Regions from separate parts of the Homo sapiens genome. Here region 2 is linked to region 1. The links are chromatin loops, found by intact Hi-C in ENCODE. Cell type or tissue: dorsolateral prefrontal cortex. All regions are shown on one strand.

What was found. Hi-C counts contacts between places; a loop is a spot of excess contacts. Peaks named below come from ENCODE experiments on the same cell type or tissue, not always from the same donor. Only the 100,000 strongest peaks of a DNase experiment are listed, where the experiment ranks them.
Region 2: it touches region 1 in a loop (7-fold over the local background); 14 of 110 quality-filtered maps call a loop at or near these places.

The regions. Positions count from the first base shown.
Region 1 is chr22:33,297,768-33,305,767 of GRCh38, reverse strand. LARGE1 (LARGE xylosyl- and glucuronyltransferase 1) reads left to right here. Exons shown (of 15, transcript NM_133642.5): 12 at 1,261-1,539. Among named protein-coding and RNA genes, the nearest start is that of MIR4764, 130 kb to the left of the region's middle. RefSeq lists enhancers at 5,506-5,875, 5,886-5,935. In dorsolateral prefrontal cortex, CTCF peaks have their summits at 3,357 and 3,564 (motif pointing left); DNase peaks (open chromatin) are centred at 2,429 and 3,567; H3K4me3 peaks cover 715 bases; H3K27ac peaks cover 812 bases.
Region 2 is chr22:35,145,780-35,153,779 of GRCh38, reverse strand. The region is part of intron 4 of LINC01399 (long intergenic non-protein coding RNA 1399); the gene reads left to right. Among named protein-coding and RNA genes, the nearest start is that of LINC01399, 81 kb to the left of the region's middle. RefSeq lists an enhancer at 5,037-5,086. In dorsolateral prefrontal cortex, a CTCF peak has its summit at 3,072 (motif pointing right); a DNase peak (open chromatin) is centred at 3,079; H3K27me3 peaks cover 1,279 bases.

The DNA of each region.
Region 1 (8,000 bases):
CTGGTGAATATCTTAATCCTCCCTATTGAACGAGGAAGCAAATCTGGGCAGTGCCACTTAACAGAATTACTGAGAGAAAACTCTGGAAGTCATCAAAAAGGCCATTGAAACAAGATAGGTGTGCCCATTTCCTTTTGTTTAGAAGCATGGAAATGCATGGAATCGATTTCCTGGTAATCGTCCGAATAAAGTGGGCATTCTGACCAGGAGACTGCTGATTACGTACCTCTTGCTGGGTAAGGAAAAACAATTCAAGTAGGCTTTTGCTGTTTCTTAGCCATAGATTTTATGTACCAGACGCTTCTAACGCCTTTGAAAGAAAATATCTTTATAGATTTATCTTCAGACGTCTTTGCAGAACCCTCTCTGTTGCAAACCCTCCACACACACCTTTTTTTTTTTTTTTTTTAATTTTTTCCCTGGGCTCTATTTTTCCCCCTCTCCCTGGCTCAGCATCTCTGAGGTAGCCTTGCACAGTTGCCTGGCGCCCTGGGGTAGTAGGGGCTCTGAAGACGAGTGATGCAGACAGCATCACCCCAGGTAGACTTTTGTTTCCAACATTCACATATTTTTCTATTCCCTTTTTTAGTGTTATTTTTTTCTCCCTGACTCCAAGGTCCCATCAGGGTACCTGTCTACACATGTCTGGCCTCTAAGTGTAAGAGGCCAAGCTGATTGAACATACGGCACGTCCGTTCCTCCATCAGGAAAATGGGGAGAATGACAGCTAGTGCTCAAGGTTATTGAGAGAATTCTGGGAAGCTCCTGGCACACTGCAGCACATCTGTAATTATAGTTGTTGTAGCTCTTGTGTTTACTGTTTATTTTACCGTTCCTTGTAACTTAGCAGCCTCTAAGTTTGTGTAAGTCCTCTCTGGCTGGTCACTGCCTTAGGAGATCAGCAGAGCTTTTTTATACCTTTGTGGAGAGAGAAGTGTAGGACTTTGGGGCTGGAAGGGGATCTTCAAATCATTTAATATACTCACCACCTGGCTTTGAAACGAGGAGTCCAAGGCTTATAGTGGGATACAACTTCATATCACATGTTCAGTTGGAAGCAGGGAAAGATGAGAACCAGCAAGGTAAGTGTTTTGATGCCTGTTTTATAGGTAAAGGAACTGAGTGAGTCAACGTTGAAAGCAGGGATTTGATCCACAGCTGGTTGATCAAGTGTCACTGGAGGCAGAGCCCCACAACAGGCCCGGCGGATGATGCATGGATGGCCCAGGTCCCGCGGCTCACCCTCCCTGTCTCTTCCAGGCTCCAGATGCTGGAGGCCATCTGCAAGCACTGGGAGGGGCCCATCAGCCTGGCCCTCTACCTGTCAGACGCCGAGGCCCAGCAGTTCCTCCGCTACGCACAGGGCTCTGAGGTGCTTATGAGCCGCCACAACGTGGGCTACCACATCGTGTACAAGGAGGGCCAGTTCTACCCCGTGAACCTGCTGCGCAACGTGGCCATGAAGCACATCAGCACTCCCTACATGTTCCTGTCTGACATTGACTTCCTGCCCATGTATGGGCTCTATGAGTACCTCAGGTAAGGACCTGCAGGGGCCTGGCCATCAGGCCAGAAGGCACATAGGGCCATGCAGTGCCAGGACCAAAAGGCCCTTAGGGTCATCATCTAGTCCAACAGGTTTCTTTTCCAGATGGGGCAGCAGAGACCCAGAAAGGGGAAGGGACCTGCCCACAGCCACCCAGCAATAGAGTTCTCAGTGAACAGACTGAAACCTGAGTTTGCAGAAGGAAATGTTGATGGCAGAGCTTGGTCCAGCGAACATCTCTTTTTGTCTGCCAGTCTATTGCTTTTTCTGTAGCATCTATGAAAACATACCCTCCTCAGGCAGGCACGCGATGGCTCTCGCCTGTAATCCTAGCACTTTGGGAGGCTGAGGCAGGTGGATCACGAGGTCAGGAGTTCGAGACCATCCTGGCCAACATGGTGAAACCCCCCCCCTACTAAAAATACCAAAAAAATTAGCTGGGCTTGGTGGCATGTGCCCGTAATCCCAGCTACTTGGGAAGCTGAGGCAGGAGAATCTCTTGAACCAGGGAGTCGGAGGTTGCAGTGAGCCGAGATTGCTCCACTGCACTCCAGCCTGGTGACAGAGCAAGACTCCTTCTCAAAAAATAATAATAATAAATAGAAGAAAACATACCCTCCTTCTTCTGGTTTTGGACCAGACAACCTTCATATAACCCAAGAAAGATTATTGCCCAGTCTTTTAAACAAATCTAAGTGATGATGATGCCTAGTGCTTATGGAAGTGTTTGCTGCGCGCCAGGCACTGTTCTGAGTGCTTGAGAGGTAGGATCTCATTTCCTCCCCCAAAGTCCCTGCCGTGGGTAGTATTATCACCTTCCTTTTCTAAATGGGGAACTGTGGGACCGAGACCAGGAGCCGTTGGCCCGGGGTTACTCATCTAGGAAAGGGAAACTGGGGTGGAAACAGCCAGTCTGGCTGCAGAGCCAAGTGCATAAGCACCATGACAACTGCTTCTGTGAATCTCCAGTGTCCCTTTCCAGCTCCCCCCACATCATGGGACGGGGTGTCAGCAGCTGGAGAAAGCACTCGGCTAATGGAAGGCTTAGATGGCTGTGTGAAGAGTGCATTTATTACAGAATAGTACACAATTCGGATTGATAGGAGCCATGGAAGTCATATGGCCCAAAGGTCCCATTTCACACATGAGAAAACTAAAGTCACACAGTATCATGGTCCAATGACATTTTAAAAAAATCCTTTATTTACTGCCATTGGTCAGCATGAATTATGCCAATACCTAGTGAGTGCCTGCCTAGATCCAGGTACCATGAGAGGTGATTTGCATATATCATCCCATTGGTTCTACACATCGAACCCCAGAGGCAGGTATAGCTACCTGCATTCTACAGGAAGGAAGAGTGGGGCCCAGAGAAGCAAAATAACAGTCCAAGTCCAGAGAGCTCACGCCAGGGTGTGAACCAGCGTCTGCAGCCCCAGGTCTGCCCGTCACCCTGCTACACGTTGTTGGGCTGCGCTGGGGTTTCTGTTTGTCGCAAACCAGGCAAGGTCTGATTTCTTTCTCTCTCGTTCTCTTGCTCTCCCTCCCTCCTTCTGACTCCGTCTCTCTGTCTCTTAGTATCTTTCTCTTACTGCCTCTGTCTCTTTCTCTCTGAAAAGAGCTTCTAGGAGTCTTTAAACTTTCTGTCGGGAAGCCAAAGCGTAGGTTTAGCCTGCATACCCTCCGTGCCCTGCGCTGTCTGGAGCAAGGTCAGGCAGCCTGTGTTCTCTCTCCAGCTTCTGAGTCCGTGTCCTTCCAGGGACATCTCCGGGTTTCCTAGTGTTAATCCCTCCCCTGGGGCGGGAGGAGTCCCTACCAGACTCTGTTAAAAACAGTAGGGTCAGCGACCCCTAGGCAGCATGACCCTGAATCGGGAATGGGAGGTGCTGTGGTACCCAGCACCATGAGCCTCAACCCCTGACCCACCAGGCTGCAGAAATGGAGCACTCCCTCCAGCCCCAGCGCCTGTGCCAGTGCCTGCTGGGTCTTAGAATCCAGTGTGTGGAGCCAGGGTGCCCCCATGTGGCCAGACGGGGCTTGCAGCCTCTGATGCCTGCAGATTCTGAAACTTGGGCAGCTTCCGGGATGACAGGCTCCCAAGGGAACAGATAGATGATGGGAGTGAGTGCCACCCTAGACTAAGAAAAGAGGCTTCAGGATTGGACCCCTGCCCACCCTCCACCCCTCTGGGACTCTTCTTCGCTCCAGCCAATTGAAAGTGAGCTGGCCCCGTATGAGTCTGTGGTCTCTACTCCCTGTGCAAGGACTATTTAATTATTTGACCTCATGGGCATCATGTTTTAAAAAGCAATACGTATGAACAGTTTTTTTTTCTTTGTCTTTCTATGTTTTATTAATTAAAGGCATCGTTCACTGCTAATCCAGACCCTACTTGAAGTGAGGTAGCTAGTGTGCCCTTCTACTTAGCACTTGCTTAATGCAGAGTCACTTGAGGTGGTAGTTGGCCTTAGCTACCTTATCACAGGAAGGTATGTGGTTCCCCTCAGGGGTTTTGAAATATTGCAAATTGCTTTTAAAACTTTATTACTTTCTTCCCAGACTTTTCCCAAGAATGCTGAGTACAATTCAATAGAGAGACCAGAGCCCTGGTCTCAGGGAGCCAGTCGTCTCTCCACACAATCGTGCCATTATTGCTTTATGGACGCAGGGAAGGTTACTAGGTATTCATATTTTTCAAGAGGAGTTGGGAATCTGGATTTTCATATAAAATGTTTTTTTAATGTTGGCAACTAATTTTTAAAAATTGTTTTTAGATGATGATTTGGAGCAAAAAAATCATTTCAAATGCTGTTGAGGCCGACAAAATATGCCTTCAGGCTGCCTTGACTCCTCACACCCCCACCCCAAACTACCAGAGTGTAACCTCTGACCTAGACAATTCCTAGGCACCAAAGTATTTATGAGAATCAATGAGGAATGTCATTCTCTCGGAAGCCCCAAATAAGCAGACACTGTTCTTTTCATATGACATAATCATATCAACTTACCCTTGGCTTCAGGGACATTTTTTCTGGTGAGTAGATGGATTCATTTCTGACCCAGACGTTACCAGTGGATGCCCCTTGTGCACACCATAGCATCACTGGTGGGAGTTGAGGTTAAGGGTGCTGTTTGCTGTGGCAGCTGAGGACTCCAATGAAGCCCCCAGACCCTTCTAGAAACTGACTTTCTCAGCACTGATCTCCCATAAAATTCTGTACCCAAGCTCTGTCAAGATATTAATATTGGCCAGGTGCAGTGGCTAACACCTGTCACCCAGCATTTTAGGAGGCTGAGGTGGGAGAATTGCTTGAACCCAGGAATTCGAGACCAGCCTGAGCAATATAGTGAGACCCCATCTCTACAAAAAATTTCAAAAATTGGCCAGGCGCGGTGGCTCACGCGTGTAATCCCAGCACTTTGGGAGGCCGAGGCCGGTGAATCACGAGGTCAGAAGATCGAGACCATCCTGGCCAACATGGTGAAACCCCATCTCTACTGAAATACCATAAATTAGCTGGGCATGGTGGTGCATGCCTGTAGTCCCAGCTACTAGGGAGGCTGAGGCAGGGGAATCGCTTGAACCCCGGAAGGCAGAGGTTGCAGTGAGCTGACATCGCACCACTGCACTCCAGCCTGGCAACAGAGTGAGACTCCATCTCCAAAAAAAAGAAAAAAAATTGCTGAGCATTGTGGAACATGCCTGTTGTTTCAGCGACTTGGGAGGTTGAGACAGGATGATCTCCTGAGCCCAGGCAGCTGAAGCTAGAGTGAGCCATGATTGTGCCACTGCACTCCATCCTGAACAGCAGGGCAACACCCTATCTCAAAAAAACACATTTGTTAATTACTTAAGAATGATGACAGTTACAAGTTACTGAGCCCTTACCATGTGCCAGAAACCCTGCCAGCTGCACTCAGTCTGTCATTACCTCTGTTCTTCACACTGCTCTTTAAGGTAACTACCATTACAGGTGACCAAACTGAGGCCCCAGAGAAGTTAAATGTTAGCATTAGAGGAGGAGGAAAGCAGCCTTCCTCCATGCCAGCCTGCTCACTCTGTCGAAGGGGCCAGGTTACTCCCAAACCCCCAGGGTACCAGAGCAGGCCGACTGGCAGCCCTCGGCTTGTACCCCCAAACACTGATTTATATCACCTTTTTTGGGGTTCTATTTGGTTACCAAAAAAAGTTCAGCATGTTAGCTCTTTGAGCAGTTGCTTAGCAACCAGCTAATATTACAGCCAAAACAAACAGATCAATTGGAAAATAATGGAATAAGCTGTACGCATGGACAATAGCTGCAGAGTTTTACTAAAATCTCCTTCCAGCCCCTTCATCTACTTTTTCTGAAGAATGAGCTCCTGGATGTACAGCTTTCACTTTTGATCTCAGAAATGTCAGGCGAAAGTCAGCGGGGCATGGCAGAGGTTGCGCAGACTTGCCTTTGAAGCCAGGTTCCACAACACTAATCAAGTGTGTGAGTTGGGGCTGCTTGCTTCATCTCCTCATTCTTTCACTTCCTCAGTTAATATAGGAGCTAATGATAGCCTCCTGTGGGGCTATGGCGGGTGCCCAGCAGGAGTTCATTTTCTGCCCCTTGGCCTATTCAGTATTGGACTTCTGTGCTAGGCCCCTGCCCCAACCCAACCCCCGCCATTGCAAACTCTGCCACCTTCTGTGCAGCCTGGGTAGCTTCATGTGACCATCTCAATTTTTTTGCTTTCTGAAAATGAGAAACTATATATTGATACTACTCATTCTTTCAAAAACTGTGTAGTGAGCATGTACTATGTGTCAGGCAGTATGCTACATTGTAGGTGATGTTGCTGTCCCTGGGGGTCATTCAGACCTGCGTTTCAGTGCAGAGGACTCTCCCTCCCCTTTCCCTTCCCTCTTTTCCCCTCCCCTCCACTCCTTTCCTTCCCTTCCTTTCTTTCTCTCTCTCTTTCTTTCTTTTTCTCTCTTTTCTCATTTTCTCTCTTTAATTCATTTCTTTCCATACTGCTTCCTCTCTCTCTCTCACTCTGTTGCTCAGGCTGGAGTGGAATGGTGCAATCATGGCTCACCGCAACCTCAACCTCCCCAGGCTCAAGCGATGCTCCCACTTTAGTCTCCCCAGTAGCTGGGATTATAGGCATGCGCCACCATGCTGGGCCAATTTTTTTTTTACCATTTGTAAAGACAGGGTTTCGCTATGTTGCCCAGGCTGGTCTTGAACTCCTAGTCTCAAGTGATCCGCCCACCCAGGCCTCCCAAAGTGCTGGGATTACAGGCAAGAGCCACTGCTTCCCGCGTCTCTCTCTCTCTCTTTCCTTTTTTCTTTCTTTCCATCTTTCCTTTTTCTTTTCTTTTTTCTTTTCTTTCTTCTTTCTTTCCTTTACTTCTCTTTAGACACAGGGTCTTGCTCTGTCACCCAGGCTGGAGTGCAGTGGTGCAATCATAGCTTACTGCAGCCTCAAACTCCTGGGCTCAAGCAATCTTCCTGCCTCAGCCTCCCAAGTAGCTGGGACTACAGTTGTACACCACCTTGCCCAGCTAATTTTTTAATTTCCTTTTAGAAAAATAAACATAACCCAGACCCTATTGTCCAGGCTAGTCTCAAACTCCTGGGCTCAAGCAGTGCTCCTGCCTCAGCCTCCCACAACCCTAGGATTACAGGCGTGAGCCACCATGGCTGACTGATGCTGAGTACTCTTTATTTAGAATTTATTTGACCTTGGGAAAGGCACTTAACTTCTCTAACTTGTTTTATCTGTGAAGTGGGAATCATACTGCTTTTTCCTCTTCCCCAGTTCTTAAGGAACTGAGAAGATAAGAGCTAACAGTATTTGCAGAGCACCCAGGAATGCCCGAAACATTCTTTGTTCCATGCCTCTGCGTGGCCAGGCACTGTTTCAGGTGCTGGGGCTAGAACAGTGAACAGGGGAGACAAAGTTCTGGCCCTCAGGTTTACAGCCTGGTGGTCATTGCAGCTGTATGTGCCATTGCTAGCATCGGGATTCACACAGATACGAGGCTGAGAGATACAGGAGCTCAAACTAATAAGGGAATGACCCAATGTGGGTGCACACTGAAGGTCTCTAAATGAGGAGAGAGGAAGACGTGAGACATCGTGGCATTTCCAAGACCTGGACAGCTTCACTCTGCTGAGACTTTCCACATTCATGAGACTGGTACAGGTTTCTGACACCTTTCACTGACCCTGCAGAATCATCATCTTTTTTTTTTTTTTTTTTTTTTTGAGATGATGTCTCGCCCTTGTCCCCAGGCTGGAGTGCAATGGCGTGATCTCAGCTCACTGCAACCTCTGCCTCCCGGGTTCAAGCGATTCTCCTGCCTCAGCCTCCTGAGTAGCTAGGATTACAGGCGCCTGCCACCACGCCTCGCTAATTTTTGTATTTTTAGTAGAGACAGGGTTTCACCATGTTGGCCAGGCTGGTCTTGAACTCCTGA
Region 2 (8,000 bases), 1.8 Mb before region 1:
GTGTATGACTCCACCCACCCCTTAAAACTCTCCAGCAGTTTCCCTTTTCCCTTAAAATTAAACCCAATTCCTTATCTGAGCTGCAAGGCTCTTCTGCTGCCTGCTCCTATGCAGGGGGTCCTGCTTACCCCTCACTCATCCCACCCCCTCTTACTCTCTGTCCCTCATTCCCACCTTAGGATCATTGCATTTGCTGCCCCTGAGCTTGCTTTAGGAGCGCTGGCTCTTTCTTTTCATTCAGACCTCCATTTACCTGTCACCTCCCAAATGAGCCTGTCTTGGGCCATGTGGTCTGAAGTGGCCATCTAGCCAGCCCCTCTCGACACAACACCTTATTGAAATCCTCTGCATAGCACTTCTCATTGTCCAATATTCCACTTGTTTATTAGTCTAGTCTCCACGACTAGAGTGTAATCAGCATTTGAGGGGGGATTTTGTCTGCCTTGCCCACCTTGTCTCCCTAAGGCCTAGAACGAGCAATGCCTGGCACATAGCAGTAGGCACTCCATGAATTTCTGTTGAGTGAATGAATGGCTGAATGAACACATCTACCACCCTGACTGCTGGGAATACTCCAAACCCAGTGGAACACCTAGACCCTTTGCACAGATAGGATACCTGTAGCCACTGTGCTACATGTGCTGCCATCTTGGCCCTTTGCCTTCTGCCTTGAGAGATTGGAGGAATTAGGAGGGGAACACGTGCTTTGTTATGTGAAAACATGCATTTCCTCCGAAGTCCCTTAATTCCTGAGAGTTGGGAGAATAATTAAATCCCATTTAATGATTCAGTGTTATCTCACACTTTGGGTTCTGTTGTAATTATTAAGTAGGATCAAAAATAAAACGTCCAAATATCATAATTAACTTTCAGATCAGAACAGATGTCAGCTTGGGGAGTACTCACACCTCTGGGGCAAGTCTCTTTTTCTTCTTCCTGCAGCTGCCTGCCTGTCCCTCACCTGTGTCTCCCCTCCCTTCATCAACTAGACGTGCATCCTAATGTGGTAGGAGTTATTAAGAAATTATTTTAGGCAGATAGGAAAAGGGGTCCTTGGAAAGTTTTCCTCTCTTAAAGCAGCTCCAGAAACATTTCTTGTCTAGCAGGAAAGCCCCAGCTCTTAGAGCCCACCGGCAACCTTTGATATGCAAATGCAGGCCATTAGAAAGTGGGTCCACCCAACATGGCGATTCCCACTGTTGTCCTCTTGCCCTTGCCCCTACATGTGCCTGGCAACATGGCCGCCCCCATATATCCCCATGTGTGTAGAACATCATGGCGTTCTGCATTTGCATATTAAAAGGGCAGGGTGGGAGGGCCAGTTTTTTCGTGGGCTACATGAATGACACGCCTGGTCAAACCACTCCCCTGAGGCCTATGCAAATCAGACACCATCTTCTCCAGCCTCTTCATATACCCGGCTGATTTCTGCTGCACTTGGGGTCTCCTTTCTCGGCTTTGGAGCCCCCCCATCTCTGTACAGGGGAGCTGCTTCCTTCTGGCTCCTCCTTTCTTTCTTGCCTATCAAACTCTCTGCTCCTTGAAACCACTCCATGTGTAGGCCGGGCGTGGTGGCTCACACCTGTAATCCCAGCACTTTGGGAGGCTGAGGCAGGCGGATCACGAGGTCAGGAGATCGAGACCACCCTGGTTAACATGGTGAAACTCCGTCTCTACTGAAAATAGAAAAAGATTAGCCAGGCGTGGTGGTGGGCGCACCTATAGTCCCAGCTACTCGGGAGGCTGAGGCGGGAGAATGGCATGAACCCAGGAGGCGGAGCTTGCAGCGAGCTGAGATCATGCCACTGCACTCCAGCCTGGGCAACACAGCGAGACTCCATCTCAGAAAAGAAAAAAAAAAGAAAAACCACTCCGTGTGTGTCCATGTCATTTTATCTAATTTGACTCGAGACGAAGAGCCCTGGTGTTCCTCCACTCATCAGAGCCGTGTCACTAATCCTATTTCTCTGCTCATGTGGTCAACATATATTCACTGAGCATTGCTTAGTGATAGACTTTTATGGAGAACAAGAGGGAGAGAGAGAACTCCTCCTCATCCTTCAAAGCTTAGCACAAACTTCACCTCTATTTACTGGCTTCCTGGGTTCTTTTTTTCCCCACTCTGTGGGAGTTGGGTTCTGCCTTATTCCGTATGGGGTTTGCACCCAGTGCTCAGTGGAAGACAGGCTGGACACGTGCATGTCAGTCCCCCCAACCCCACCCATGCCGACTGCACCTTGAGGATCATGCCTGCCTTGTGTCATCATAACCCAGTGCCTACAGCAGAGCCTGGTACTTACTAGGTGCTCAGTAAATATTTACTGGTGAATAAAAGTTCTTATTCATTTCTCTGTCTCTAAGAATGAGTCCATCGTTGGGCTCAGTAAATATCTGGAGAATAAATGAGCAAAGGAGGTATCTTCAGATATGGAGAGAAAGAGGGAGTGAGGCAGGGGAGAGGGAGGGGAGAAGCGGGCCAGGAGGCCAGGAAGGGAAAGGACTAGGGGTCGATGAATCAGCTGGGGCGGCCAAAACAGAGTACCGCACACTAGGCGGCTTAAAGAATAGAAATTCACTTCTCACAGTTCTGGAAGATCATCAGGGCAGCTTTCTTCTGAGACCTCTCTTGGCTGTAGAAGGCTGTCTTCTCCCCGGGTCCCCATGTGGTCTCCCTCCTGTGCGTGTCTGTGTTCTAATCTCCTCTTCTAATAAGGATACCAGGCACGTTGGTTAGTGCGCACTGTCATTACCTCACTCTACCTTAACTACCCCTTTGAAGGCGCTATCTTCAAATACAGTCGCATTCCGAGGTACTGGGATTTAGGGCTTCAACATACGAACTTTCACGGGGACAAAATTTAGCTGCAACTGGGCCCAAGGCCCCTTCTGTTACTATGATGGGGGCGGAAACTGAACCAAAAGACTCTAAGAGAGGAAGGGATAGTGACTTTTAGGCTGCATGGCTGGGGACAGTGATGGTGGCGTCTTCCTCCTCCTTTGGTTTCTCCGCTGCTTCCTCCCACATCTTTGACACTGGACAGTCACGCTGAGCTCGTTTCTGGTCTTGCCACCAGGGGGAGCCAGAGCTCATATTTCTGGCCCCACTGCAGGAAGCCAGACCTGCTGGGGCAAGCCAGGGGCTTCCCACCCGGTCACTGGCACAAATCCAGGACCCCAGTTCAGAGGCAGCAGAGTGGTACAAGCAGCCCTGTCCTGAATGTCTAGAGTCCTGGGTTGGAGGGGACTCCGTGGGTGCAGCGGGTGTCCTGAGGCTTGTCACTTGTCAGCATTTATAAGAGAGTGAAAGATACAGGACTGGGGAAAGGGAAAAGATGAGCCGCGATGCAATTAATGATGTAATAAACAGAAGCTCAGTTCTACCAAGGGAAGAGACTTTGCTTATGGGAAGCCACGACAGCTGGTCAATACATGCCACTGTTCCTTCTCGCCTGTTACGTAAGTTACCACCTTCCCACCATCGAATCAGAGGGCAGGGGACAGATGACATAACCTCCTGCAGTCCCTTCCAGCCCTAGTCCTTGGTGCTGTGAAATTGTGCAGTGTGGAGTTTCTAGTTGCTATAGAGTTGGGACAGACTTTAACTGTCGAAACTTGGGAGAAAGTTGTCCCACATTGTGTTCCTAAATAGACCAGTCACTGGATACAGATATCCCCTTGGGGAAGGGGGCAGGCATGACCTAAGACAAAGCCACTCCCTTCAACCCAGTGCAATTCCAGGAAAGGGGTCATGAGCCATCCCCAATCCTGGCAGCTGGGGGAAAGAAGAGAGAACCCCAATCCTAAAGGAGAGAGCTGGGTAGCACACAAGAGTGTCCACTACATACATTCACCACCTTTGATAGAAAAAGATGATTTGAAGGACTTGGCAAGAAGCCACAGTAAGGAGAATATTATGGCTGTTTTGATCATAGGATGAATATCTATAAGATTTAATAAGATACCAGAGTTGGGATGAGCCTTAGAGTTCATATAGTCCAGAGAGGTCTAGTGGCATGTATATGGCCACCGTCCCAGTCTTGGCCATAGCAGACATCCCCAGTGGAGCACAGCCATTCTCTGAAGAGTCCCGTGTAGCCTCCAAACCCTTCTCAGCATGACCTTCAGGCAGCCAGTCAAACAACACTGACCTGCAGAAGAAAACTTACTCCCTCATTTTCCAGAGGAGGCCCTGCTTAGAGGAGTTGCTTATTCCCCAGCACACAGTCAGTTCTGGAATGAGACCGAACTGGGATGGGACCCCCGGTGTTCTTTGTGACAGTGCCTGTCTCACTGGATACGTGAGTAAGCAGCAGAGACTCAGCTCCATCCTCTTTTTGAACATCTGCCTCACCACACAAGGCCATAGCAGTAGGCCTACTGGATCTGCTGAAGTCCTCGCATGCCCTGCTCTGACGGCCCTGCACAAGGAGCGGGTGGTTTGTACCTGTGCCAATTTCTATCATCCTTTCAGTGGGTTAGCAAGAGCTTAGAGTAATCTGTGGCCGAGGCGCCAGGAGGCCCTTCATTAAGCATTATGAGATAATCCTGATTGTATCAAGGAATCTTTCCCTAACTTGGGAGAAAAGAAATTGACATGCACAAAAAAGGCAGGGGAAACATCCAAAGCTGTCATCGTCTGTCATGCTGCTATTTTTATTCCTCTATGACAGCTGGAGATTATGGCCAGATGTGGTAGCTTGGCAGCCCCCTTGCAGAATGCCAGCTGGAAGGGGGTTAGGGAGCAGGGGGCAGAGCCCCTCTGTTCCACAAATGGGGGGGTGCCCAGAGCTGACAAGTGACAAGCCCCAGGACACCCACTGCACCCACCGAGTCCCCTCCAACCCAGGACTCTAGACATTCAGGACAGGGCTGCTTGTACCACTCTGCTGCTTCTGAACTGGGGTCCTGGGTTTGTGCCAGCGACTGGGTGGGAAGCCCCTGGCTTGCCCCAGCAGGTCTGGCTTCCTGCAGTGGGGCCAGTGCTATCAGCTCTGCCTGCATTCACATCTCCATCTCAGGGTCAGTTTCTAGTGAGCCCAATCCAAGAAGCAAGCTGATTCCTGCATGTCAATGACCTGGGTCACCTGGGTTTCCAGGCTTCCTGTTCACAGACCTTTGAGAGAAGCTGATCAACTGCCTGCACAGCCAGCCAAGGGAAGAGACCTTGCTTAGGAGAAGCCACGACAGCTGGTCAGCAGATGCTGCAGCTCCTTTTCAGCAAAGTTACCTAAGTTAAAACCTTCCCACCATCTAATCAGAGGGCAGGAGACAGATAAAGTATCCTCCTGCAGTCCCTTCCAATCCCAGTCCTTGGCGCTGTGCAATTGTTCAGTGTGGGCTTGTGTGCTGCAGTGTAGACTGGAGACCCAGGTTCTGATTGCTGCTCTGTTACTAACTTGTATGACCAGCGGCAAGTCACTCCGTCTGTCTGAGAAAACGGAAAACTGAAGGGACCAGTTGGATATTTGGCTTGAAAACTCACCTGCAGCCCCTCCACAATTGCTTCCCCGCAGTTCCCCATCACTTGTTCTTACTTAATCTTACTTCACTGCCCAATATGTAGAGGAGATTGCGGGGGAGCTGCTCTGCTCCATGAGGGATGGCTGGCCTGGAGTCTGACCTACTTGTCCTACGTAATCCTGCCTGAAGATGCCCCCAAAAGCCCTCTGAGGAGCAGGGTTTAAAGATTATTGACCAGGCTGGGTGCGGTGGCTCACGCCTGTAATCCTAGCATTTTGGGAGGCCAAGGCGGGTGGATCATCTGAGATCAGGAGTTCGAGACCAGCCTGGCCAACATGGTAAAACCTGACTCTACTAAAAATACAAAAATAACCCAGGCAATTCTCCAGGCTCAGGCAGGAGAATCGCTTGAACCCATGGGGCACGGTGGGGAGGCTGCAGTGAGCCGAGTTTGTGCCACTTCACTCCAGCCTGGGTGAAAGAGCGAAACTCTGTCTCAAAAACAAACAAACAAACAAAAGATTATTGACCAGAGGGTCTTCAAGTCCCTCCAGTATATACTCCTGTATTAGCTTCCTATGCCACTCAAAACTTGGTGGATTAAAACAACAGAAATTTATTTTCTCATAGCTTTGGAGGCCAGAGTCTGAAATCAAGGTGCCGGCAGGGTTGTGCTCCCTCCGGAGGCTCTGGGGAGACAGCATTCTGTGCCTCTCTCCTAGTTTCTGGTGGCTGCTGGCGACTTTGATGCTTCTGGGCTAAGTGGCCGCAACATTTCAATCTCTGCCTCCATCTTCATATTGTCTTCTCTTCTGTGTGTCTGTCTGAAATCTTTAGATTTGGGGCCCACCAGGATAATCCAGGATAATCTCCTCTTCTCAAGATCCTCTACTTAATAACATTTGCACAACCCCTATTTTCAAATAAGGTGCATCTACAAGTTCCAGGGATTTGGTATCTTCTGGGGGCCATTTTCCAGCCTGCCACACCTAATAGGGGTGGAGTGAGTCATTCCTGGGAGGCCAAGCTGCTGGCGGGAGACATAGCCTATTGTTAGGGCTTCCTAGGCCAATCCAGCATGAGAGCTGGGGGCAGTCTGGGTGGAGGTCAGCTGTGTGGTCAGAGTGGGTCTTGTCTTCCTTCCCTGCCTTCATCCCTCTCCCTGCTTCTCCTGCACCCTCTGAAGAAGAGCTATGTTGTGCATCCCTCAATTTTCCTAAAATGGGATTCCAAAGACAAAATGGTCCAGAGACAGTTCTGGTTGGGGGGGCCCAGTCTGGGTCACCATTCGCCTGCCAGTCACGGTCACTTGCAAGTTTGTCCCCAAAGCTCAGCTCCCTTTTTGACACGCGTTATGAATTCAGCTCATTTCTGGATCATGGCCCTTCTGGGGAATAATAGAACATAAAGAAACCTCTTTCTAAAGTTTCAACACTTTTCATAAATCAATAGTCTAGTCAAAAGTCAATGTTCTTTTTTGGCATTAACTTTTATATCAGTCAGAGTTTGGTTAGAAAAACAGGAACCTCTCTGCGTTCCAGGCATGAAGGTTATAGGGGCTTATGGGACTGCGGGAAACGGGGGCTGACAGAATGGCTGGAAGATCCGGGGTGTCAGAGGTTAGAGGAGCTGCTGCCAAAATCCAGGGACATTGACACGGCCAGGAACCTGGGCCTGAAGTATTGAAGCTGGTGGTTCTCACAAGCCTGCAGGAAGTTGCTGCAACGCTTGAGGATCTCTAGAAGCTCCTTCCAAGTGCTTTGGTTGGAAGCAGCAAAACCAGCAGTTCCCAAGCAGCTACTCTTTGAGAATGATGGCTTCTCCTTCACTTCCGCCTTTCAAATCTTGTGCCAGTTCCCCTCAGTGACAGACTCAAACCCAGAACCACATGGGCAAAGAGATGCTGGAAAATGTGATTTGTAGGTTCCTAACTGGGGAGAGAGTGGGGGATGCTGAGTTGGAAACACACAATTCAGTGTGGTTTTCAAATGATTTTGCGTTTTCCAAAACCTGCCTCTCCCTTTTCTTTCTTTGAAAAGAGGACCTCAGTAGCCAGGGGATGGGTAAGGAGCCCCACAATGTTTTTAGGACAAGGATCTATTCATACTTAAGTGACGTGGAAGAAAGGGCATTTGTTGTGACTTAAGGGGTGCTCAGAGGTGGGGGCTGTTGGTAGGGCAGGGGCAGCAGCCTGGTGTAGGGGAAAAAGCATGAGCTCCACACCAGCTTGGGCTGAATCCTGGCTCAGCCCCTTGACTGTGCCCACTTCAATTTCCCTTCTTCAAAAGCTGGCACATAATAACCTGCCTCACAAGTTGTTGTATTTAATGAAATAATGGCATGTCCATTCCAGGATGTTTAATGCAGCATTATTCACACAAGTTAAAATTTGGAAATAACCTAAATGTCTATCAAAAGGGGAATGGCTAAATAAAGGATAGAAATCAATGCTATGGAGCAGTATACAGTAGGTAAAAAGACTGAGGCAAACCTATAGTACTAACCTGGAAAGATTTCTAAGACATCTAAGTGAGTGAAGA